5 separate regions of the Homo sapiens genome follow, and all the other regions are linked to region 1. A link is a loop called in an ENCODE intact Hi-C map of the cell type or tissue named here. Cell type or tissue: mammary epithelial cell. All regions are shown on one strand.

Evidence for each region. Peaks named below come from ENCODE experiments on the same cell type or tissue, not always from the same donor. Only the 100,000 strongest peaks of a DNase experiment are listed, where the experiment ranks them.
Region 2: it touches region 1 in a loop (8-fold over the local background); 33 of 110 quality-filtered maps call a loop at or near these places.
Region 3: a loop joins it to region 1, with 9 times the contacts of the local background. A loop is called at or near these places in 4 of 110 quality-filtered maps.
Region 4: it touches region 1 in a loop (11-fold over the local background); 13 of 110 quality-filtered maps call a loop at or near these places.
Region 5: it touches region 1 in a loop (8-fold over the local background); 13 of 110 quality-filtered maps call a loop at or near these places.

The regions. Positions count from the first base shown.
Region 1 is chr1:31,562,332-31,567,331 of GRCh38, reverse strand. It overlaps LOC124903917 (a long non-coding RNA gene), which reads right to left. Exons shown (of 3, transcript XR_007065609.1): 3 at 400-2,608. Among named protein-coding and RNA genes, the nearest start is that of TINAGL1, 12 kb to the left of the region's middle. RefSeq lists a silencer at 4,030-4,324. In mammary epithelial cell, a CTCF peak has its summit at 3,095 (motif pointing left); a DNase peak (open chromatin) is centred at 4,181; H3K27ac peaks cover 1,089 bases.
Region 2 is chr1:31,615,779-31,620,778 of GRCh38, reverse strand. It overlaps HCRTR1 (hypocretin receptor 1), which reads right to left and starts at 3,090. Exons shown (of 9, transcript NM_001525.3): 1 at 2,898-3,090; 2 at 1,963-2,023; 3 at 1,388-1,728; 4 at 1,069-1,247. The coding sequence starts at 1,586. RefSeq lists an enhancer at 2,485-3,174. In mammary epithelial cell, a CTCF peak has its summit at 2,458 (motif pointing right); no DNase peak of the experiment used is centred here; H3K4me3 peaks cover 587 bases; H3K27me3 peaks cover 371 bases.
Region 3 is chr1:31,743,708-31,748,707 of GRCh38, reverse strand. ADGRB2 (adhesion G protein-coupled receptor B2) reads left to right here. Exons shown (of 33, transcript NM_001364857.2): 5 at 3,977-4,060; 6 at 4,351-4,515. Among named protein-coding and RNA genes, the nearest start is that of MIR4254, 13 kb to the left of the region's middle. RefSeq lists an enhancer at 3,890-3,939. In mammary epithelial cell, a CTCF peak has its summit at 2,897 (motif pointing right); no DNase peak of the experiment used is centred here.
Region 4 is chr1:31,630,727-31,635,726 of GRCh38, reverse strand. It overlaps PEF1 (penta-EF-hand domain containing 1), which reads left to right. Exons shown (of 5, transcript NM_012392.4): 2 at 205-505; 3 at 2,413-2,568; 4 at 3,089-3,232; 5 at 4,885-5,000. It also overlaps a transcript of HCRTR1 not described here. Among named protein-coding and RNA genes, the nearest start is that of PEF1-AS1, 11 kb to the left of the region's middle. In mammary epithelial cell, a CTCF peak has its summit at 2,418 (motif pointing right); no DNase peak of the experiment used is centred here.
Region 5 is chr1:31,702,775-31,707,774 of GRCh38, reverse strand. COL16A1 (collagen type XVI alpha 1 chain) reads left to right here and starts at 3,758. Exons shown (of 71, transcript NM_001856.4): 1 at 3,758-3,938. RefSeq lists a silencer at 2,288-2,337. In mammary epithelial cell, a CTCF peak has its summit at 2,409; DNase peaks (open chromatin) are centred at 2,414 and 3,584; H3K4me3 peaks cover 2,385 bases; H3K27ac peaks cover 1,762 bases.

The sequences.
Region 1 (5,000 bases):
CTGATTTAAGAGTATCTTTTTTTTTTTGAGACAGGGTCTTGATCTGTTGCCCAGGCTAAAGTGCAGTGGCATGATCACGATGCACTGCAGCCTCAGCCTCCTGGGCTCAAGCGATCTTCCCACCTCAGCTTCCCAAGTAGCTGGGACTACAGGCATGTGGCACCACGGCTGGTTAATATTCTCAGTGTAACAGAGTTTCATCACATTGCCCAGGCTGGTCTTGAACTCCTGGGCTCAAGCAATCCTCCCACCTCAGCATCCCAAAGTGCTGGGATCACAGGCATGTGCCACCATGCCTGGCAGGTTGAAAGTACTGTATGAGTTATCTATTGCTGCATACCAGATTATCATAAACTCAGCAGTTTAAAAAAACACCCATTGTTTAGCTCACAGTCTCACCTGAACTGGGTGCTGAGTTCAGGGTGAAACCAAGGTGGCGGCCAGGCTTGGTTCTTTTTTGGAAGCTCTGGGGGGAAAATCTACTTCCAAGGCCATTCTTGTTGTTGGCAGAATCTGGATCCTTGTGGTTGTAGAACTGAGTCTCTGGTTTCTTGCAGGCTTCCAGGAGGGGCCTCCCTGGGCTCCCGGAGGACACCCACAGTCCTCACCATGCAGCTCCCTCCAACATCAAGCCAGGAATGGCCGAACAGATCTTTCTCATGCTTCAAATCTCTGATGAATTTCTCTTGCCAGAGAAAGCTTGCCATTTTCCAAGGGCTCACCCAGTCAGATCCGTCCAACAAGGGTGATCTCCCTAACATTAGGTTAACTGACTTGGAACCTCAGTTAATCTGCAAAATCCCTTTTGTCATATAATGGAATACAATCATTTGGTTCACATGCTCATCTTATTCACAGGCCCTACACTCATACAAGGGCAGGGGACCACAGAAGAGTGAAGGCCAGTGAGGGTCACCTCAGAATTCTGCCCAACACCGGTGTTTTGTAATTTGGGTAGATGTTGCCATGTTGTCCTCCGTGGGGATTATGCAGAGGGAACTCTCCTCCTCCAGCAACAGTACATGTACCTGCTTTTCCATGGTGCTGCTTAGAGAATGTTATCAAACCTTTGGATTTCTGCCAGTCTGATAGGAGAAAAATGGAATCTCAATTGTATTTTAAAATTGTAATTATCGCCTTATGAATAAGGCTGAGCATTTCCTCAAAAGCATAAGAGCCATTTATATACTTTTTTCTTTATGGCTTCTGGTTTTGAGGCATAGAAAGGTCTTTCTAGCTCTAAAGTTAATCAGAAATTCTCTGTTTTCTTTTTGCTTTTTTTAAAATTTTACTTTAAGTCCTTGGATACATGTGCTGAACGTGCAGGTTTGTTACATAGGTATACATGGGCCATGGTGGTTTGCTGCACCTATCAACCCGTCATCTAGGTTTTAAGCTCCACATGCATTAGGTATTTGTCCTAATGCTCTTCCTCCTCTTTCCCCATGCCCCCAACAGGCCCCGGTGTGTGATGTTCCCCTCCCTGTGTCCATGTGTTCTCATTGTTTAGCTCCCACTTATGAGTGAGAACATGCAGTGTTTGGTTTTCTGTTCCTGTGTTAGTTTGCTGAGGATGATGGTTTTCAGCTTCATCCAGGTCCCTGCAAAGGACATGAACTCATTCTTTTTTATGGCTGCATAGTATTCCAAGTTGCATATGTGCCACATTTTCTTTATCCAGTGTATCATTGATGGGCTTTTGGGTTGCTTCCAAGTCTTTGCTATCGTAAGTAGTGCTGCAATAAACAAATGTATGCATGTGTCTTTATAGTAGAATGATTTATAATCCTTTGGGTATATACCCAGTAATGGGATTGCTGGGTCAAATGGTATTTCTAGTTCTAGATCCTCGAGGAGTCGCCACACTGTCTTCCACAATGGTTGAGCTAATTTACACTCCCACCAACAGTGTAAACGTGTTCCTATTTCTCCACATCCTCACCAGCATTTGTTATTTCCAGACTTTTTAATGATTGCCATTCTAACTGGCATGAGATGGTATCTCCTTGTGGTTTTGATTTGCATTTCTCAGCTCATTGCAACCTCTGCCTCCCAGGTTCAAGCAATTCTCCTGCCTCAGCCTCCAGAGTAGCTGGGATTACAGGGGCACGCCACCAAGCCCAGCTAATTTTTGTATTTTTAGCAGAAACAGGGCTTCACCATGTTGGCCAGTCTGGTCTCAAACTCCTGATCTCAAGTGATCCATCCACCTCAGCCTCCCAAAGTGCTGGGATTATAGGCGTGAGCCACCACGGCTGGCCATTCTCCTGTGTTTTCTTCTGGGGCTTTTATACTTTCATTTTTTAAAATCCATAGTTTCTTGGAGCTGGAGGTGTCCCTTGTCATTTTCTCATCAGTGAGTGCAAAGCAGGATCCCAAAAGGATTGGAGTCCAGAGTAGAGAAAGGAGCTGCCGCGGTGGAGTCTGTTCAGTGCAGGCTCTGATCTCCTTCAGCCCTGCCAGGAATCCCAGCCAGCAGATCTTCTTCCAGCTTCCCTTTCTCCAGCACTCTTGATCTTCTGGGCTGGCACAGGGTCCAGGGTTGATGGGGATCCTAGCTGCCTGAGGAGCTTCCAGTCTGGAGGGTGATACAAGCACATGGCCAGACCTGAATTCAAGCCATGAGAGAGATTCAGAACCTGGGCTGGGAGCGCAGGGGAGGGAGCGGGGTGCTGATGGGGGTGGATGGGAGGCTCCAGAGAGGAGGTGGCGTCTGAACTGAACCTTAAGAATGAGGGGAAATGTAATGGCAGCGATGAGAAAGGGGAGGCACTTCAGTGCAGAGAACAGCAAGAGCAAAGACAAGGAGGTGGAAAATCAGCCAGAAACCTAGCCTGGAGAGGGTTTAGTGGACCATGGGTCCTTGATGGTAGAGACACAACATGACTTATCTCTGTGTCCCATCCTCTGTGCCAGAGGCGGCATCGACCAGACTTGGACAAATGAAGCAGAAGGGACAGGGGACTTAGAATACTAGGCTGCATCATTTTCTTTTTACTCTGACAGTGAGAAGCAAAGACCTCCACAAAGAAAGAAGCCCTTGGCTGTGTCATCATTTTAGAATCTGGGCACTCTCTGCACACCACTGCCCCCTCATGGCTGATCTAGGAATTCTCTCTAAATCCCAGACTGAAGGTGAGGAGGAGGCTCAGTGAGTCTTAGAGATTTGAAAAGCCGTGAAATCCTGGTTGGAGAACATCTGAGTCCAAAGGGCCCTCAGAGACTCTCTGACTTCCTCATTACATATAAAGAAATCAAGAGGGTGCTGCCAGGGAGTGGGGACAAGAACACTGAATTTGGTGTAAAACGGCCCTCAGCTTGCAGCCTGGCTCTATTTCTTACTGGCTGTAAGGCCCTAGGCAAGTGGCCTCACCTCTCTAAGCCACAGTTTCCATCTCTTTCAAATGGAGTCTGCCATCTGGCCGGCTTCTCTTTTCTGGGAATGCCACGCCAAGTTCCTCAGATCAATTCTCCTATTGAAAACAGCTAAAGGCCGGGCACGGTGGCTCACGCCTGTAATCCCAGCACTTTGGGAGACCAAGGTGGGCAGATCACCTGAGGTCAGGAGTTCAAGACCAGCCCGTCCAACATGAGGAAACCCCGTCTCTACTAAAAATACAAAAATTAGCTGGGCATGGTGGTGCATGCCTGTAATCCCAGCTACTCGGGAGGCCAAGGCACAAGAATCGCTTGAATCTGGGAGGCGGAGGTTGCAGTGAGCAGAGATCAGGCCACTGCACTCCAGCCTGGGCACCAGAGCAAGACTTGTCTCAAAAAAAAGAAAAAAAGAAAACAACTAAAAACACTGACATATTGGTGCAGCCATAGGGTAAGGCATCACTAGAACAAAGCTAAAGGGAAAACAGAAACGTAGACAGATAAACCATACGGGAAACTCACATTTACTCTGAGGGCACTTCCTGATTTGGGCTAGTTTGAACTGTTGTTTTGATAACTCCTCTAGGCAATGTACACAAATAAAAGTCCAGAGCACATGGTGGAAGATCAAATAGAAGACCTTCCCCCAAATTAGTTGGGATCCCAAAGAGCCATACTCTCAGAAGTAAACCAGCCCCAGTATGGACTTGTCAGAGGCGTTTGAATCAGAGGAAGAGCAGCTGCATCTTGAATAGGGGCTGGGTAAGATAAGGCTGAGACCTACTGGGCTGCATTCCTAGGAGGTTAGGCATTCTTGGTCACAGGATGAGACAGGAGGTCAGCACAACACACTGGTCATAAAGCCCTTCCTGGTAAAACAGGTTGCAGTAAAAAAGCCGGCCAAAACCCACCAAAACCAACATGGCAATGAGAATGACCTCTGGTCATCCTCACTGCTCACTATATGATAATTATAATACATTAGCCTGGTTCTATTTCTTACTGGCTGTAAGGTGAGGAGGAGGCTAGAAGACACTCCCACCAGCACCATGACAGCTGACAAATGCCATGGCAACATCTGGAAGTTACCCTATAGGGTCTGAAAAGGGGAGGAACCCTCAGCTCCGGGGATTGCTCACACCTTTCCCTGGAAATTCATAAATAATCTACCCCTTGTTTAGTGTATAATCAAGAAATAACCATAAAAATGGACAACCAGAGGCCCATGGTGCTGCTGGTCTACCTGTGGAGTAGCCATTCTTTCATTCCTTTACTTTCCTGATAAACTTGCTTTCACTTTACTCTATGGACTCGCCCCAAATTCTTTCTTGCACAAGATCTAAAAACCCTCTCTTGGGGTCTGGATTGGGACTCCTTTCCAGTAACAGACTTGCAGCTCTAATTTGTATCTCCTGGGTGGTCGGTAACCTCAAGCCTTGAACTTAGATTGAGGTGACCCTAGACTATTTGTTTCTTCCAAAGGTTTCTGGAAGAAGCAAATGAAAACCTTCTCTGGAGGGAGGTCCTTCAGTCAAGGCTCCAAATGAGTCACACAAAGAAATATTTAAGTACGACGGCCAGCACACAGTAAAAGATAATCAGGGCCGGGCGCGGTGGCTCAC
Region 2 (5,000 bases), 53 kb before region 1:
TGAGGAGGCTGACGGCAGGTGCAGGGCAGTGCAAATCCTGACTCCACCACTTACTGGCTGTGTAAATGTGGGCAAGTCACTCACCCTCTCTGAGCCTCGTCTACAGAATGGGAATATACCATCTACCTGGCAAGATTCTTGTGCGAATAAGTGAAATCATGTACAAACAATGTCCAGCTTTAGACCTGGCACATGGTAGGTGCACCCCTCCGGTGAATAATAACTTGCACCTACGTAACTTACTATGTGCTGGGCACTGTTCTCATCATCCTCATGACAATCCCACAAAGCGCTCTTGCCCCCCTGTTACAGATGAGGAAACTGAGGCACAGAATTCCCTCATCCATCTGTCTTTATGCTCAGGGTCACCAGAGTTAACCAGTTGAGTGGGGAGCCTCAAAATAGTGGGAAATCCAAGAGGCATTTATCTCTGCCATGGAATGCCATCCCTTCCCCAGGCTGTTAGGAAAAAGCCCTCATTCTGGGAGGCAGAGATGAGTCTGGGTCAGAGGTGTGTGGGCATTGCCTCTAGGGGTGCCCCCTGCCCTCTGGGGTGCAGGAAGTGGATCACAGGATACAAACTGAGAGAAGCCTTCCTTCCACCCCACTAACCCCATCCGGACATCCTGGTTTCCACCACTGGGGTCTTTCCTGGCCAGTGCAGGAGGGAGAGGAGACGGCTGTTTCCATCAGGCCCCTCACGTCTGCCCCTTTGGGATTGGGGAGCAGGCCTAGGGTGTCGTGTATGTGTCACTGTGGGCTGTTGCCTCTCTCCTTGACTGTGTGCCTGTGTACCTGGAGGTGACTATACATGTCCACACGTGTCTATGTATATGTCTGTGGCTGTGACCAGGAGGGGATCTCTGTGAGTGTGTGGGGTTGTGTCTGTGTCCTCGAGTGTCTGATCTGGTGGCTTGCCCTTGCTAGCAGCAGAGGATGACACTTCAGGGGTCATGAGCCACTGACCTGTCTGAAAGGCAAGTCTGGGGGTCACTGAGACCTATGCAAGGCCGTGGGTTTTTTACAGGCGTGACAAGGAGTGGTGAGGGGTGCCTGGGCAGAGCTCACCTGTAGATAGGGGATGACCTTGCAGAGGGCATGGCCGAACAGCCAGGACTCAGTGATGTCCACCAGCAGGCTGGCCGGCAGGCAGATAGCAGTCACCAGAACGTCAGCCAGGGACAGGTTGACAATGAAGTAGTTGGTGACTGTCCTCATGTGGTGGTTCCGCCACACGGCCAGGCAGACTGCAGGGTGCAGCGAGGTGAAGCTGGTGGCAGAGCCACACCCATCCTAGTTCTGCCTAATCAGCGAGCCCTCCTCCCACACAACCCCCTTCAATCCCCAGGGAAAGCCGGCAGCACTGCCGGGCAAGCCCTGGACCTACCCAGCGTGTTGCCCACCAGGGCCACGACGAACACAGCCACATAGGCTGCGATGAGGACCCACTCATACTGTTTTGGGTACAGATAATCGCGCCACAGATAGCGGAGAAACTCATCTTCATAGTCTGGAGGCACAGGGGACGGCTCTCTGCTGCCAGGGGGGACCCCCATCTGGGCCCCTGGGGTGGCTGAGGGCTCCATGAGCTCAGGAGCCGCTGCAGCAGAGGGGCATCCTAGGCTCTACAGAGGGAGAGGAGGGAGCTTGGGCCAGCCCTCAGCCCACTCCCTTCAGGGTGCCTGGAGGCTTGCACCCAGGTCTTTTCGGGTCTCAGCCTCAAACTTCCTGAAGGGAGGAAGGAAAGGAGGGAGTGGGAAAAGAGAGAAGGAAGGAAACATTAGGGATTGTGCCAGGCGCTTTGCGTATAAGTTCCCTCTTAATTCTCACAGTCATGAAATTGGTGGAGGAAGACAGACCTGGGTTGCATCCCAATTCCACACCAGTTGCCTTGGGTAGCTTACCTGGCCTCTTTCAGCCTTGGTTTCCCCATCTGTCTAATGGGGTGACAGCCCTACATACCTTACAGGACCACGATGAGGAGTAATGAGCTCCGATGCGTGCCAAGTGCTTCACCAAGAACCTGGTACGAGAAGGTAGTTTCGGGGACGTTTCCGGTTACCATTATTAGGGTACCCTGCTTTGCAGATGAGACCGAAGCTCAGAGAGATTGAGTCTCTTGCTCAAGGTCACAAAGCTCTTAAGCCAGGTCTGTTCGAACCCACCAAACACCGTAGATTTGGGAGGAGAAGCCATCCCGATTGCAAATATTTCTTGAGCCAGTTCAGAGGCTTTAACTTTGGGTTGGGAAAACGGGCCAAGGGAGGTGTTAGAGACCCAAGCCCCACCCGCCATACCTGCCAGACCCTCCGGTGGGCACTCGCGGACACGCACACATACAACACACACACAGTGGGGGTGGTGCGCGGAGGGACTGACGACCCCTTGCGAGCAAGGGGAGCATCCAGGCCCCCTAAGAGGCCCCTTTGGGTCCCCAGGGCCGCGACGCTCCCCGACGGCCGCCAGGAGCCGCTGTTCCGGCGCGCGGGTCGCTCTCCATTCATAAATCCAGCCAGCCCAGCTCCCCGCCCCTCCCCTCCTCCCGCACTCAGCCCCTCCTTCCCCCGGCTGGGCTAGGACGACCCCGGCCAGGTGCCGGAGGGTTGCGGATCCCTGGAGACCCCTGGGGAAGGGGAGGGGACGCCTTCATACCCCACTGAACGCCGGCAGGCCCGCTCCGTCCGCGGGACCTTCCTGCACCTCGGGGGCTGGCGGGGCTCCGGGAAGGCGCGGGGGAGCGAGGGCACTCGGAGCCTGCCTAGAGGAGAGCAGCGCTGGCCGAGGAGCCAGTCTCCCAGCACCCAGGTTACCCCCCGAGACTCTTGGCTCCTCCCATCCCTCGCCGCGGGTCCTTTGGAACCCCCATCCCAGGCCTGGGGGTCCCCCACACCCCGCACCTGTTGGCTCCGGGACCCGGGCGTTCTCGGCTGCTGGTCCCCGGACCTGGCACCGGGGACTTCGCCTTCCTGCGAGGAAGGCCGAGCCTCTAGGGGCCGGGACTGCAGGAGGGGGCCGGGGCAGCCCCCTCCCTAGGCTGCGCTGCCTCGGCTCGCGGGGCTCAGCACGATCCGCGGCAACTGCGCGGGCTGTGGCTCGGCGCGGGCTCCGCCGGGCTGCGCGCTGCGGGGAGGGAGGGCCGGCGGGAGGGGCAGGGCGGGGTGGGAGCCCCCAGACGGTCTTGGCTCCCTGTCTTCCAGCCCCGAGACCCGCAGGGCGGAGGGAGACGCTCGTTCCTTCTAGCCTCCCACTTCAAGCTTCCATCCCACCTCCATTCATGCGTCCATCCGTTCATTCATTCCATCCTCATTCATTCAACATTTATGCCCCTGGCCACCCCGCATTCTGGGCGCACTTAGTGTGTGCCGGCGGGCCTGGCAGCTTCAGAGGGCCACAGTGCAGAGGTGGAGCCCAGCCCCGCCTCTCCTTGCTGCCTCACCTAACTGAGGAGGAGGATGGCACAGGTGGGTCACAGGGGTGAGACAGAGAGGATGCCTGCACCGCCTCCAGCCTAGCTCCGGATGCTGCTGTAACAGCTAGCTCCCAACGATGCCAGAGAAGCCTGTTCTCCCATCTCCCAGCCCCCCATCCTATCTGCCCCCAGTTTCTCTTTTTGTTATACCTACTGTTCCCCCCAAAAATCAAGGACGCCGGTGGGGACAGAAGTGGGGGTTCGTTAATTCCACAAATAACGATTTATTAAGCTGTGTGCTAGGCAGTGAGTTCTAATAATACAGCTACCGTTTGGATAATGCATATGATGCCTGCTCTCATTTAATCTTCATATCAACCTGGTGAGGTGGTCGTTATTGTCCCCATTTTACAGATAAGGACACTGGATCCACATGGCGCAATGACTTGCCCAAGGTCGCACAGCAGAGGCAGAGCTGGGCTTTGAGCCTCTGCCCCTCTCAGGCCTCTAGCCTCTCTCACCAGACACAGTCTCCCTCCCCTGCAAAATCTCTCTGGCTGGTGGGGGAGGCAGGTGCACACCCAGGCAATTAACCTGTGGTGTGAGGAGGGTGTGAGGGCCCTGGGGGCTGTGGGGCACAGGAGGACAGACCGACTCAGCCAGGGCATGAGAACAGGCTTCCTGGAGCAGGGACATCTCCATGGAGACCTGAAGAATAAGAAGGTAGCCTGCAAGGGGGATTGTGGTATTCGAGGAGAGGCATTCAAGGTCAGGAAACAGCAGGTGCAAAGGTTTGAAGGTTGGGGATTCTGGAAATCACAGGTAGGTGAAGGGTGACTGCCTGAGCATCATGCAGTCACCTTGGCCATCCCCTAGCTCAGCATAGGACATTCCTAACATGTCACCCTCTGAAACTCACACTGTTTCCCTCCTGGGAGGTGACTCCTGGGATGCAACCACCATCTTTCCCATTGCAGCCAAAGCCCTTTTCAAAGGCTCTGAAGATGCGCCGTTAGGCATAGGAGGTGTGGGAGAGGAACTGGAGCAGCATAAGGGAGGGGGCCAGTGACCTTAACCTCTGCAGAACAGGAGGATGGACTGAAGCTAAACCCAAGGCAGAACTTTGTCCTTGGGCAGGTATGGCATCTGCATGGTGTGTGATGTCTTGTCTTCCCTAGGTGCTGGCCGAGGTAGGAGAATGAGTGAAGGGACTCAGAAGAGGGGCTGCTGTGTGTGTGTGTGTGTGTGTGCGTGTGTGCATGTGTGAATGTGTGGGTGTGTGCATGTCTGCATATGTGTGCATGAGTGTGTGTTTGTGTTTGAGTCTTGAATTCAAGTAAGGGCTGTGGTGTGTGTCTAGGGAATCCAGTGTGTTTGAGTCTGACTGTGCATATGAGCAGGGGGTGGGCTCTGGGTTGATGACTGGAGGTCACTCTGGGTGGGATGTGTCTGTCTGGGTCTTGATCTGTCCCTGTGTTTTGGCGTTTGTGTCTATGGGGAATGTGTATGTGTGAGGAGATGACTGTTTCTCAGTGTGGATCTGAATGTTCAACTGTGGCTTTGACTAGCACTGGCCTCCCAGCGTGTTTCC
Region 3 (5,000 bases), 180 kb before region 1:
GGAAAGCTGATAGATTGCAGGACTGCAGGCCTTGGGGCACCTGGCCCACAAGCCGCTGAGCTCACTGGGTGGAACACTCAGGAGTTCTTGGGGGTACTCACGTCCCTTCTGGGGGCCCCTCCTTGTCCTCTTGGACCCTGCCTGGCTCAGCTTCCTCTTGGATTGCCCTGTTTTGGCCTCAGGGCTGGCTGGGGCCTGCACACAGTGTGTGCTGACTAAGTGTTTGTTTCAGTAAATGACACCTCTGCTCTTATCTGTCTTCTTCCCCCTCCAGGGAGAACCAGCCTTCCCCTGTGTGGGAATGAATTGCTGGCCTCTCCTCTCCTCTGAGTGGGATGGGTGGGAATGGAGGGGCAGGCAGGCAGTGTAGGGCCTGGCTGTGTGGCCTTGGGCTTGTACCTTCCCCTCTCTGGCCCAGCTCAGGAGGCCGGAAAAGGGATCCAAAAACTGAACCTCGGACATGTTCTGATTTTCAAATAGGGTGAATTCTGGAAACCACTGACCCCAACCCACTCCCGCTTCGCCCTGCCCCTCCTGTTACATTGTGGGGCTGGCCAGCAGATGGTCTGTGAGTGGTTAGAAGAGGAGCAGGGACCACAGGAAACAGTGTGAGACCCCGACAAGCAGGTCAGGCTGGTCTCTCACGTGTCCGCATTTGGTGGGCACTGGATGCCAGACTGGTAGATGCCCCAGACACGACGATGGGCAGGAAGCCCACACAGGAGCTGGATGGGAGGACTCTCAGCTGGATTTGCACCTCCAAAGTGTTTGTGAATAAATAGGGGCCAGGAGCTCTGTCTTTGAGCCTGTCTTAGTGGTCCCTTTGGTGCAGGCTGGCATATCAAATCTGAATGCTGGTGCTGTGGGACGGAGCTGATACTTTGCATGGGGAGTCAAGATTACAAATGACCATTCCTCGTGAGCCCCATTGTGGGGGAAGCTGGGAACAATGTATTCATTGGTGCTTATTTCTTGGTATTTCGCTGGGCTGAGTTTTGTGCTGGCATTCCCTGGGGGTCAAGGAGAGGACTCACAGCCTTCCCTCAACGGGCTTATGGTAGAGAGTTGGGGGTATTTCTGACAGTCAGAAGATGGACCCATCTGTGATGAAAGGGCACATAGAAGAGGGGGTGGCCAACTCTGCCTGGGGAGTTGACAATATGGAAGTTTCCATAGATGAGAGGTCATTTGAGGTGGGTTTTGAAGGTCAAGTAGGAGTTTTCTAGGCAAAGAGGGTGGGGAAACAAGCAAGTAGAGATTTGAGAGTAGATGGTGGGCTTCTTGGACATGCTGAATTTGATGGTCAGGAGAACTGCTCAGGAGGCAGGAGGATATCCAGGAATGGAGCACAGGAGAGGCAGGGCCTGGGGATGATGATTTGGGAGCATTGGTTCAGAGGGGGTTAATTAAGCCTGGTGGGGAGCACGTGCAGTGAAAACAGGACAAAGCATGGACTCCTGATATGGGAAACAGCAGGAAAATAGACCCCTCAAGGAGATGGGGACAGAGTAGCTAGAGAGGTGGGAAACCAGGAGAGTGCTTCAAGGGAGGACGAGTCAGCAGGACCAAATGCTGCTGAGGGGTCAAGTGAGACCAGGTCTGCAAAGTATCCACAGGATTTAGCAACAAGGAGGACACTGATGACTTTATCAAGAGCACGTTCAGCAGAGAGATGTGGGCAGAAGCCAGACTGCAGTGGATTAACAGGGGAGGTGATATTTGAGCCAGGAAGTGAGTGTCAGGTGAAAAACCAGAGTGCTGGCTGCAGAGCAGTCACTGACGGAGGAGGGAAACAGAGGGTCAGAGGAGGGCCTCTCCGAGAGCGAAGGAGGCCTGGATCTGTTCCTGGGCTGCCGCAAGGGGAGAATGCTGACAGGGTGCCGATGAGAAGGGATAATGGGTGGAGCCCTCCTGAGAAGGCTGGAGGAGGGGGATGCAGGCCCAGGCCACGGGGCTGGCCTTTGTGGGGAGAAGGGCTGCAGGGAAGTTGGTAGTTGGAGAGGCTGGGCAAGAAGCTGGGGGCTCCCGATGTTGAGGTCATCGCTGAGAGAGTGGGCAGAGATGAGCTTGAGGAGAGAGGACAAGGTGCAGTATGGCCACAGCGGGGAATGAGGAAGGAACAGAGCCAAGAAGGGCCACTGAGAAGTCCCGGGCGCCCAGCGGATGTGGAGCCCCTGAAGCTGTCATGGTGCCAGTTGGCACAGCCATAGATTTCTTCAGCAGCCTGGGGGTGGGCGTGGAGAGGGTAGCTTGTCACAAGGCTCCAGGGCTGGGGGAGGGGATCGAGGAGCTGGCACGCCTGGCCCTGCCACCTCCTCTGTGGTCCCAAGAGAGGCAGGGGCCAAGTGGAACTGCAGATGCTATTCAGAGGGAGTAGGCTCGGGTGGCACATGAGGGGCTGGAAGGGGTGGAGGCTGTGAAGAGAAGGGAGATGATAAAAATAAACGAGAATGACTGTCTTCTGAGCACTTGCCGTGTGCCAAGCAGGGTGCTGAGGGTTTCAAGGCCCTCCTGGCAGGGGGTCCTCACGTGAGTCCTGGGGGCGGAGTATAATGAATGTTGTTCTCCAGAGGATAAAGCAGGGTCAGAGAGGTGAAGAGACATGCCCGAGGCCACACAGCTGGTCAATGTCCACACCCCATTTGGGATCCAGGGTTAATTCACTCCAAAGCTCTTCTGGGAGTCCAGGTTTCAGAGATGGAGAAATTTCAGGGATCATGTGGATCAGGCCCTGGGGCTGGTGACTGACGTGGAGGGAAAGGCCCCAGAGTGGATGAGACCAGAGGCTGGGCTGGGTGGCAGTTCTGAGCCCCCAGCAGCAGATTTGCTCAGGGTGGCTGCTCCTCATGCTTGGTGAGAAAGAGCTTCCTCTCAGCTGCAGAGCCCGGGCTGGGCAGCAGGGGGCAGGAAGAGGCAGCCCTGGTGGGTCCCTTCACACTCAGCGTGCCTGTCCAGTACTGCTGGCTTTTAGAGATAGGAAGGAGCCTGGAGGTGGGGGAGAGGAGCACCTAATAGTCTGGGGATAGCATGGGGTGAGCCCATCCTCAAAGGCTCTTCCAGTCCCACCTGCTCATGCAGAGGCTGCTGGGCCTTTCCCTTCTGTGCCCATGTCTGCCCCTCCCTGACACCCCATTGTGGGAGAGGGCCCTGATGAGCTCATGTCTGTGCAGGAGGGCCAGGCTTTGGAGAATGGAAGCCACCAGGGCTGGTAGTGCTTCCAAGGCCTAGCCCAGACACATAAATCAGGGCAGCTGAGAGCCTGGTGGGGCCAGGGTCAAGGTAGCCTGGCCTCCTCGAGCACCTGCTGTTCTCCTGGCCTCAGGGCCAGCAGGAGAAAGGTCTGTTGGATGTGGGCACTTGTCCTAGGCCCCTTGGGTCTCAGAGGAGTGGCATTCTGACCTGTGCCTCCAGGTCACAGTCCAGTGCTGCTTGGGGAGCATGAACTGTATCTCAGAGATAGGCTCGGGGCCAGGGTTGCAGCAGCTCAGCTTGGATGTTTTTTCAGCCCCTAGGAGTCAGTACAATGGAGGAGCAAATGCAGCTGTGTGCTCTTGGACAAGGCACTTCCCCTGTCTAGCCCTCAGTTTCCTCATCTGTAAACAGAGATGATGGTTCTTCTTTCCAGTGAGAGGACTAAAGGAGAGGGTTATGGGCCGCACTTGGCACAGAAGCATTCCCAGAGCTCTTTCATATGGGCAGCCATGCCCCTTAAATCTCCCCCACATCTGGCTGAGGCAAGAGGTGGAAAAGATGACTGTGAGGTCAGGGCCTAGTCCTGTGTAGCCTTCTGAACCTCAGTTTCCTTGTCTGTGAAATAGTGGTGGTGGGGCAGAGGGCAGAATGTGATCCTGAGAGAGCATCATGCAGTTGGTTCCAGGCCCTCAGGCGGAGGGCAAGGAAGGCTGCCTTCACTGTGCCACTGTAACAGAACCTAGCTGGCCTTTGCTGAGCCCCTGCCACCACCTCCGTGTTCCAGGTGAGGAGCCGGAAGAGGAACCGAAAGTGAAAACCCAGTGGCCGAGGTCTGCAGATGAGCCTGGGCTATACATGGCGCAGACAGGTAACTCGGGCCCGCCTCCCTTCCTCTGCGGCGGGGGCCCGACTGTGTGCGTCTGGTGGTGTGTGTGCTTGGTGTGTGCCTGTCTGTCTCTGTCCTGCAGTTCAGTCGCGTCTGTGCCACATGAAGCTTGTGGGAAGGGCTGGGTGGCCTCCTGAAGAGCCTGTTACTTGGGGTCAGGGTAGGAGGAGCCCTCTGATGCCTGCCCCCACCTTACTGCCACTCCCCCTATCCCTATGAGACTGAGTGCTTGGGAGGTGCCCCCTGCCGCCGACGCTGTCCCTCTCTCGTAGGCGACCCGGCGGCTGAGGAGTGGTCCCCGTGGAGCGTGTGTTCCCTGACGTGTGGGCAGGGTCTGCAGGTGCGGACCCGCTCCTGTGTGTCCTCCCCCTATGGGACCCTGTGCAGCGGGCCCCTGCGGGAGACCAGGCCCTGCAACAATTCAGCCACCTGCCCAGGTAGGCCCATCCTCCTCCCCACCCCACCTGCCTGCAGGGTTAGGTCCTGCCTGGGACTTGGGCAGATTAATCTCCAAAATGGTTGGTTGCCTCCTCCTTTCATTCAACAAATGTGGCTGTTCCCCACACCATGCCCAACTCTGCGTACCATGCCAGCCCGGTGCAGGGCACTGGGGGCACAGATGGATCAGACCAGGGCCCATGCTACTGGGCCCGGTTCTGGGCACATCATTCCCCCAGTGCCTGCATCCTGGTAACCAAGGCTCGTGTTTTTACCCACTCCGCTCTGGCCATATCAGTAGCTTGCGCACTTTCCCACCTCCCTGCATTTGCTGATTCTTGTCCTATCCTTTCTCCCTGACCTTGGCTATTCAAATTCAGCCTGTCTTTCAAGATCTAAGACAAACGCCACTTCCCTGACCTTCCCCTCCTTCCTTTGGACACCCCCTCTCAAGGGAGCCTCCCCTAAGCCTCCCTCAGTTGAG
Region 4 (5,000 bases), 68 kb before region 1:
GGTCATTGGCGGGGTGACTTTGGGTAACTCGTTGCTCCTCTGGAAGCCTCAGTTTGCCCATCTGAGCAGTGAGATCATAATTCCAACCCTACCTATAGGATCAGTTGAAAGGATGGTGGTGGAAGTGCTTTATGGTTGTAAAGTGCCATACTCTGCCTAGTTTCTGGCCTCATCATTCTGACTGATATCTTGCTCTTCCTGCAGGGCTGCCCAGGAGCTGCAGGACAAGCACCAGGAGCCCCTCCGGGTAGCTACTACCCTGGACCCCCCAATAGTGGAGGGCAGTATGGTAGTGGGCTACCCCCTGGTGGTGGTTATGGGGGTCCTGCCCCTGGAGGGCCTTATGGACCACCAGCTGGTGGAGGGCCCTATGGACACCCCAATCCTGGGATGTTCCCCTCTGGAACTCCAGGAGGACCATATGGCGGTGCAGCTCCCGGGGGCCCCTATGGTCAGCCACCTCCAAGTTCCTACGGTGCCCAGCAGCCTGGGCTTTATGGACAGGGTAAGTAGTAATCTTGGACTCCGGGTACCTCTGACGTGGTTCTGAGTTATCCATGGCCAGCCTTTGTCCTTCCTGTGGGTGTGCAGGCAGCCTGGTCTCTGGCACCTTAGCATCTTGCTTCCAGCTTCAGTGTGTATCCTCAAAATGATAAGTTTGTCAGCTAGTTTTGTTGCAAGCATTTATTTGTATTGCTTGCTCATGCTTACTTTCTTTTGCTTACATGTCAGCAGCTGTTAGCTGGCTGTTGAGTTTCTGTTCCCTGTGTCTTTTTCATTCAGGGATACATGCTGAAGGAGCAGCTCCTGTTTGGGATATGTTATCTTTGTGGCAGAGAGAAGGAGCAGGAGAGCTAGCAAGAATGCACAATGCCTCTTAAAGCTTCTCTGAAGTACTGTATGTCTTGCCCACTTGCATTCTTTTGGCCAGAGCACCCCCTGATCAAGACTGACATCAGTAGGATGGGAAAGGATGCCCCTCTGCAAGCCACCAGGCAGTGGGAGAGGATGTACAATGCTCTTATAGGGAAGGGGAGATTAGCAAGTAATCTAATAATAGATTATTGAACTGGCCTTTTAAACCATTGTACCATATTAGTACAATGTCTGTGGGTGTGCAGACTGTGTCTCCTGGCTAGAGATTATTAGCCAGGAGACGATAATGTAGCCTACCATGGGGAGAAACTCAGTTTAAATATCCGTTTCTCTGTGAAAATATCTCAGAAGACACACATTCCAGGCTCTTTGCTGAGGATTTTATTTTGCTGTTATCTCATTTAATCATCACAACAATTCTGGGGAAATGGGTTCATTTTAGAAATGTGAAAATCATTACTCAGAAAATTGTACATTTTGCCTAAAGTCACACAAGCTAGTAAGGATCAGATCCAGGGTTTGAATCCAGGTCTGCTTTGATTCCAAAGCCTGAGCCCTTCTATACAAACTACACAGTTCAAACATGTCACAGAATCTCTCCTGCCCTGGGGCTGTGGCCCTTGCTCCCCTATGACACCGATGTTTTAGGAAGATGGCTAGAACCTGCCCGGATTTTTCCAAGGAAGTCAGACTAATCCCTAAGTCAGGCATACCTTTTTCCCTCTGTCCTTACTGGGCTTTGGTACTAGGCAGTGGTTTCTGTCCTCCACAACTGCCCATGGCTGTCTTTGTGTGAAGGGACCCCGATTGTGGCCAGTTAACTCAGTGTCCTAAGGTAGACAGACTTACCAGCTTCTACACTGTTTTTTTTGGGTTTTTTTGTTTTTTTTTTTTTGAGATGGAGTTTCGCTTTTGTTGCCCAGGCTGGAGTGCAATGGCGTGATCTTGGCTCACCACAACCTCCACCTCCCGGGTTCAAGCGATTCTCCTGCTTCAGCCTCCCCAGTAGCTGGGATTACAGGCATGTGCCACCATGCCCGGCTAATTTTCTATTTTTAGTAGAGACGGGGTTTCTCCATGTTGGTCAAGCTGGTCTCAAACTCCCGACCTCAGGTGATCCGCCTGCCTCGGCTTCCCAAAGTGCTGGGATTACAGTCGTGAGCCACTGTGCCTGGCCACTTCTACACTTTTATCTACCACCCATTCCCCCATCTCGCAGTTTACCTTTTCCAGAGAATTCTTGAAATGCTACAGGGGTACAGGTCCCCGTTCCTTAAAAACATAAAATCAATTAAGAGTAGTGTCTGGAACACTATACGAGAACTCCAGAGGACTCATGGAATAGAAATCAACTGCAAATACTCATGAATCTTCACTGAAGGTCCTCTTCCATCAGAGTAAGAATGTCAGCTTGATGGAAGACAGGGAAGGTGAATTTGTGAAGCTTCGTGTGTAGGAGAAACCTGTAGCCAGGAAGTTACTGAGGCTGGCCCTTCCTGGCATTTCTGTTGATGGCCTTCACACCCCTTCCTCCAGGTGGCGCCCCTCCCAATGTGGATCCTGAGGCCTACTCCTGGTTCCAGTCGGTGGACTCAGATCACAGTGGCTATATCTCCATGAAGGAGCTAAAGCAGGCCCTGGTCAACTGCAATTGGTCTTCATTCAATGATGAGACCTGCCTCATGATGATAAGTGAGTCTCCGCCTTGCCCTTGGGCCTGAGCTGGGGCAGAGCCACCTGATAGTGGACAGTAGGTGGGTAGGTGGGTGGGTGGACATTCTGAAGAGAAATTCATTGACCAGGGAGGACTGTGGGGAGGAAGCTAGGTTCAGGGTGAGATCCCCTAGACTGAGAGCTCTTTTCCTGAGATCTTTCTTAAGTTCTAGACCCTGCCTAGTTACAGGTTAACTTAGTTTCCTCTTCTGTAGAATGGTACTCCCTCCCCTGTAGGAAACAGCAGGGAGGGGTCAGGTGCCAAGCCTGCAGAGAAAATGCAGTTCTGGATGGGGTGGGGCTAAAGGTGTCCAGAGTAGGAGGACGGTGCAACGCTTGATGTGGGTGTCTCAGGTGCAGGCATCTGGGCCTCAGGGCTTGGTTCTGTGAAGTCGCCTACTCCAGCCTGGAGAGAAGGGCTGCCTCAATGGGTCCTGAGGGGGACCCTTGGCCTTCAGTCTTGAAGCCTTCCTCCCCTCCTTTCCCTCCTCACCTTCAGACATGTTTGACAAGACCAAGTCAGGCCGCATCGATGTCTACGGCTTCTCAGCCCTGTGGAAATTCATCCAGCAGTGGAAGAACCTCTTCCAGCAGTATGACCGGGACCGCTCGGGCTCCATTAGCTACACAGAGCTGCAGCAAGGTGCGGGTCATGGCCGGGGCACGATGGGCAGGACAGAGCTAGACTCTTCTCTTTACACCCTAAGATACAACAAAGGGGTTTCCTCTTGTTACCGAATGTCCACCTGCACTACAAAATGCTGTTCTCAGTGCAGGCCTGCATCCCTCACCCCTTCTTTGACCCAGCTGGGGCACTGAGCCAAGAGCCAGGGCAAGGAAACACCTGGGTCCAGAATCAGGGCTGGACCCTGGAGTGCTGGGTGAGACGGCCCCAGCCACAGGGAGCCTTAAGGATGGAAACTTGGCACCTTAAGGACTATGAGACCAGTGTGTGTGGCTTGGGTGACTCCTTTCTCTCCAGTTTCTAGCATGTAGAATGGAAAGAGCCCTGAACAGGGCTCAGAAAGATGGGTCTGTTGCCACCTCTGCTAGTGGACAGTTTCTTTCCCAACTTTTGGGACCCTGAGCACTCTAAAAGTTGCAGTTGGGGAAGATGACCTGAGGCCACAGCCCCAGGTCTGGTTCCAAACTGACTGTGTAAGGCAGAAGGCCACAGTTTGGGCTCAGGCAGGTTAGTAAGAGGTTGGGGGAGGACCCAAGAGGGAGCTTTGCCACCCAGGAGGGAGAAAGGGCTCCCCAGAGAGTCTAGTCCTTTGCCCAGGCTGTGGATTTCATTCAGACTAAGGAGGTCTGTGGGCAGGAGTGAGTGCACCACATCTGCCCCCAGTAAAAGGGAGGGGAGATGACCTATAGTAATCACCTACTCTTGCCAGCTTTTGTCGTGGATATTAGTAAGGGTGATATTAACCACAACAAAACGTATTTACTGAATGCTTGCTATTTTTAATAGGCTTATGTAATTCATTCTTCCCATGTGCTAGGTACTATTTATAATTCCACACCCTTCAATGAAGAATCCCTTATAATCTCCCTTTTACCGGTGAGAAAACTGAGGTTTAGTGTAGGTAACCTGCCCAAGGGCCCGCATAACAAATGGAGAGCTGAGGTTTTAGCCTGGCCTGGTAAGTTCTGAACAGAGGAAGGAAGGAAGCATCCCAGTGAAGAGACAGGATGCTCCAAGAGACCTTGGAGTGACAGTGACTTTATTAAAATAGCATTTACCAAGTGCTTTTTCTGTGCCAGTCACTGTGCTAAGTGCTTTACATGATCACCCGTTTTAATCCTTACTAGAACCTACAAGTTAAGTATTATCCCCATTTTAGAGATGATAAGATAGGGATAGTGAGGCTAAGCAACTTGCCCAGTGGCTGACTCCAGAGCAGGTCCTCATACCTCTGCTGTACTGCCTCTGATGTCTGCCCCAGGCAAGGTGGTCCTGGGAGCTCAGGCTTCCTTTTGGAATGCAAACGAATCAGAGATGATTGCGGATAGTCCGTTGTCGTCTCTGCAATCCCCTGAGCCTCAGTTGAAGAGACAATAATGGAGATTTGGAGAAAGAGGGATGAGGGCCTTCCACCTAAGGGGAGCATCCAGACACGGTCCCTGTTGTGTTTCTGACATCTTAGACAGACCCTTGGGATTTCTCTACCCTCTTTGTGCTTCTGTGCCCATCCTCTCGAAGTTCCTTGAACTGTTGTGATCCAGTATTCCTGATTGATGGAGGTGCTCATGGCAGGTTTTTGTGTGTCTGGTCTGTGTGCCCCTCTTCTCCAGCTCTGTCCCAAATGGGCTACAACCTGAGCCCCCAGTTCACCCAGCTTCTGGTCTCCCGCTACTGCCCACGCTCTGCCAATCCTGCCATGCAGCTTGACCGCTTCATCCAGGTGTGC
Region 5 (5,000 bases), 140 kb before region 1:
TTTATTCTAGGAAGACGGATGCAACAGAGTGAAGCCAGCTGATATGGGTTTGAAAAGGTCTTACTGGCCAGGCATAGTGGCTCACGCCTGTAATCCCAGCTCTTTGGGAGGCCAAGGTGAGTGGATTACCTGAGGTCAGGAGTTCAGGACCAGCCTGGCCAACATGGTGAAACCCTGTCTCTACTAAAAAATACAAAAATTAGCCGGGCATAGTGGTGGGGACCTGTAATCCCAGCTACCTGGGAGGCTGACAGGAGAATTGCTTGAACCCAGGAGGCAGAGGTTGCAGTGAGCCAAGATTGCGCCATTGCACTCCAGCCTGGGTGACAAGAGCGAAACTCTGTGAAAAAAGAAAGAAAGAAAAAGAGAGAAAGAAAGAAAGAAAGAAAAGAAAAGAAAAGAAAAGAAAAGAAAAGAAAAGAAAAGAAAAGAAAAGGTATTACTGGCTGCCAGGTGGGAAGAAAGAAAGAAAAGAAAAAAGAAAAGAAAAGAAAAGGTCTTACTGGCCACCAGGTGGGAAGTAAGTGGGTGGTGGGGCCCCAAGGCAGCAGGCAGATCAGCTGGGGGCTCTTGCAACAGCCCAGCAGAAGATGATCATGGTCTGGGTGAGGGTTGCAGCTGTGGAGGTGGGGAGGAGTGGATGGACGTGGGCTGTATTTGGGGGGTAGAACTGACAGGATTGGATGGGGGTGGTAGGGAAAAGAAAGGAGCCAAGGTTTTCAGGTTTTTACCTGAGCATCAGAATGAATTATCGTGGCATTTAAAGGGATGAGGAAGTCAGGAAGGGCATATCTGTGAAGAGTAATCAATCATGTGTGATGTGTCTGCGTGTGAGCCCGTATGCGCATATGCCAGGGCCCAGGTGTGCACGTGTACATGTGGGGGTTCTGGTCCACTGTTCAAGCCTCAGAACTTTACACCATCTCTGCTTGAACGCGTGGGGGCTCCCGGACCTGTCCTGGGACCAGGCCCTGGGTTGGCTCTTCAACCTGCCCCAGCCCCAGGGGCTGCCCCTGCCAGACAGGGATTCCCCAGTGGGGGGCGGAGGGCCCTTGGGCACTGCCAACATCTGGGCATACTACCCCAGGTCCAGAAGGCCTTGGTAGCCCCATGCAGCAGCAGCATGCAGGCTCCAGGGCAGCTGGTGGTGATTAGCAGCATTGATTACCTCGTGGTGATGCCATCTGGGGTGAGGGCGCTGAGCCCAGCCTCACGGGATACCCGGGTTGCTGGCGTGCAGGGCTTTCTGGCACTGACTGCATGTAAAAGTGTCAGCACAGCTGCATGTATGCATGTGTGTACATGTGTCAGTGTGTGCATGTCCCAGTGGCTGTTTCTCTGGGAGCCGAGTCTGTGTGGCCATCTATGTCTGTGTGCACACATGTATGTGCTGCAGGTCTGCAGGCTTCTCTGCTTGCATATCTGAGTAATTATGCCTGTGGTCACATGTATGTTTATGTGCACACATGTCTATGTGTACAGGCATGTGTCTGTGTGTGCACATTCGAGTATATACAGTGCTGTATGCAGGCATTCTGAGAATTATGTACCTGTGTTTGGATATGTCCAGGGATATATTTCTGTGGGGTAATCTGGGCTCTTACATGTGTTTCTGTGTATCTTTGATGTGGAGGCGTATCTTGAGTCTCTACACATCTGTGTGTAACTGTTTCTAGGGCCAGGGTGTGTCTGTGTGAACATGAGTGCCTATACATGCATATGGAGTCTGCGTACTCAAGTGCTGTGCTAGAACTTTACCTGACTGCGTGTTTCTGGATGTGTGCACGTATGTGTGGAAGGGAGGAAGGGGCATGGGCACATTCCTAGACTGTCTATGATAGTGTTTCTAGGCGTAAGGTGTGTCCCAGGCTTGGCTGTTCCTGTGAGCACCCTTGGGGTGCTGTGGGAAGGCATCTGGCTCTCCCTTCTCAGGTTCCTCCATCCCTGGCCCAGCCACCTGCCCTGTCTGGGGCACGGGTGGGAGCTGTCAGGATGGCATGGTGGTTAAGAGCACGTGCTGAGTCTAGGCTGGCTGGACATGAGTTCTGCTCCACCACTGACTAGCTGTGGGATCCCGGGCAAGTTGTGTTTTTCCTGTGCTGCAGGTTTGGGAATAAAAATGGAATTCTGCCTTAAGGCGTTGTTGTAAAGATCGAAGGAGTTAGCATATGTGAAGTTCTCAGCACAGAGCCTGACCTATATGCGCTTCCCACCTCTCCCGAGTGCCCACTGCTGGGGCAGCACCCTCTGGTAGGGCAGGCGGGGCCTGTGCCCACCCACCCCGCAGGCCAGAGTGCTCAGAAGGCCCCACCCCCTCCGCTTCCCGCCTGCTGAGCTCAGCACTTCCCAGGCCCCACCACTGCCACAGCCACATCTGGGGCCAGCTCCTCACTGGGACCACAGTGGGGCGCCTCTGTGGCGTGGTTGGGGTTTCCGCTGACTCAGCGCCTCTGGGTCTGGAGGCGGGAAATCCCAGGCCTGCCCCTACAACCTCCCCCTACCCCGGGTTAGCCGAGGCCACAGGGCTAGGCGCGTTGCTTCCACAGAGCCCCCAGAGCCCCCCTCAACTGGGGACGCTCAGTTTCTCCCTCTTCAGCCCAGCATCTCATGGCCTCTTGAACCTACTTTGTGGATCCTCAGCCTTGGTGCCAATAAATTTGCTTTCGGTCTACAGCGGGAGGAGACCCTTGGTGGGGATTCCACCTTGGTCAACGGCCCTGCCTCTGGGCAGAACTCGGAACATTACCGGCTCCTTCCTCCTCAGAGCTCCAATCTTTCAGCCCAGCTCAATTCCTCTTGCGTCCTTGGACCGTGAATATAAAGCAGGTCCCTCCCCAGTGCTGGTGTAAAGGCTTGAAATCCAGTCCCGTCCCCTGCCAGGGATCACAGTAATAACGATAATAGCAGCAAATATTTACTGAGCTCCTCTCATGTGCCAGACCGTGTGCTAAGCGCTTACAGCCTTTGGCCCATTTCCTGCTTACAGCAAAGGTCTATGAGGCATATACTCTCACGATCCCATCTTCCAGATGAGAAAACGGAGTATGGTTACACAGCACATTTGGAACCGCAAAGCCAGAGCAGGGGCCAGGGATTTGAGCCCTTCCAACCTCATGGAGTAAGGAGGAATAAGGGGACTCCCTCAGTCTCACTTCTCTGGGAGTCAGGCCAGAGCAGAGGGGGTTAATTTAGCACGGAGGAGGGAGGGGGTTCCCACCCTCCTCCTCCCAGTACAGACAGACCTAGGGACAGACTGACTGGGAATGTTAGGCAGAGGAATTGGAAAAAGCTGACCACCGAGGCTTGGGCGGCAGCCACATCATGGGTGCCACGCACTTGGGAGGAGGGTCTCTACCCTGCTCCCTCCACCCCTGTCCCCTCCCCGCCCCCCCACCCCGCAGCCTTCTGGGGGCCCAGCCAGGGACATGGAAAGGGGGAGCTCTTCAAACTCCAGGCCTGACTCTTAAAGGGCCCGCAGGAGCCCCCTTCCAGGGCAGCTCTGGGCACGTAGGGTCCCGCCTAGCTCGAGGATCGCTCACCTGGCGGTGAGGCAGGAGGGGCGGGCCTGGGAGCTCGGCCAGACCCGGGGCGGGGCTGTGCACCCCGCAGTCTAGCCGCCTCTGGTGCCGCTGGAGCCCCCTCTAGGCCCTCCTCCTCCTCCTCCCTGGCGGGCCGGTCCAGCTGTGTTCCATTAGTGTCCCTGGCAGGCCCCCAGCCCCCTGGAACCGCCTCTCTTCCCCCACCCGGAGTGGCCGGCAGTCCCCGGCAGGCGTGCGCCGGGCAGCAGACAGCCGGGAGAGCTCGAGCGCCAGGAAGCTGGGGACCCGTGACCGTCACGGAGAGATAGAGAACCCCTAGCGGACCTGAGGAACCTGGGCTCTGCTTCCTCCGCCTGCTGCCTGGACTGCTCAGTGAGGTGGGGGGATCCCCGGCCACCGGTAAGTAGGGATACAGTGGGCGGCCTCAGGGCTCTGGGCTGAGAGGCCCTTTCTGCCAGACTTGCTGTGTGACCTGAGGAAAGTGGCATTCCCTCTCTGGGCCTTGGTCGTCTTCTCTAGAGCGAGATGAGCTCTAAACTCCATCCTGGTTCTGACTCCCTGCGCCCAAATCTATGCCTCTGTGTTGGGGTGAGCCGTCTCCTTGGAAGCTTCTCTGGCTCTGTCCTTGCAGCCCTGCACTCTGGCTGGAGCCTGAGGAGTGGCGACCAGAGACTAGGAGCCGGAAGGGGACAGGATCACATCCATCCTCACGCCTCCACATGCACCCACATGGCGCCACAGCTGGCAGCCCTTCTATTGGCTGGCAGGAGGAAGACCAGGATAGGGTTTGAGAGCTGGGATGTGTATATCACTAGGATGGGGGATGAATAGGCAGGCTGGGGGCACAGTTCTGTCCCAGGGAGAAGGGGGCTGGAGTCCTATCTCCAAATATATTGGGGTAAGGGGTCCTTTCTGTTTTCATTTCCTATCCATGATTGAGGGAAGGAAAATTGGATTTCATTAGAGTTGGAAGGAATGCAGTCAGACTTGCATTAGAACTTCCCAACAGGAAGACCTACAGGAGGAGTGGTCATAGGCTGGCTGTGCGCATGTGGGTATATGCAAGCTGGTGTGTCTGGGTATATCAGCGAGCATATGTTTCCGTGAGCATGCCTGTGTGCAGATAGCTTTGTATGCACACTGGTACCACATATGTGTCCTTATGTACATGTACCTGCGCATCTGCATGTGCTGTGCTGACACATGCATGGCTCTGTGTTTGTGCACGTGAGCTGCCTGTCCTGGGGGAGGCCAGACGATGTATGGCTCTGCTGGCCACTTGCTGAGCCTGCATCGATTTATCTGGGCCCATCCATCAGGGTTTAATAAAACTAAAAGACAAGCATCCATCAGCTGGGGGCGGGGGTGGCTGGCAATGAGGTCCTGAGCCCTAGAGACCTGCTCTCCTGCCCACTATACCTATGGGGAAAGCTTCCTTGGCCCCCACACAGCCCTATGGAA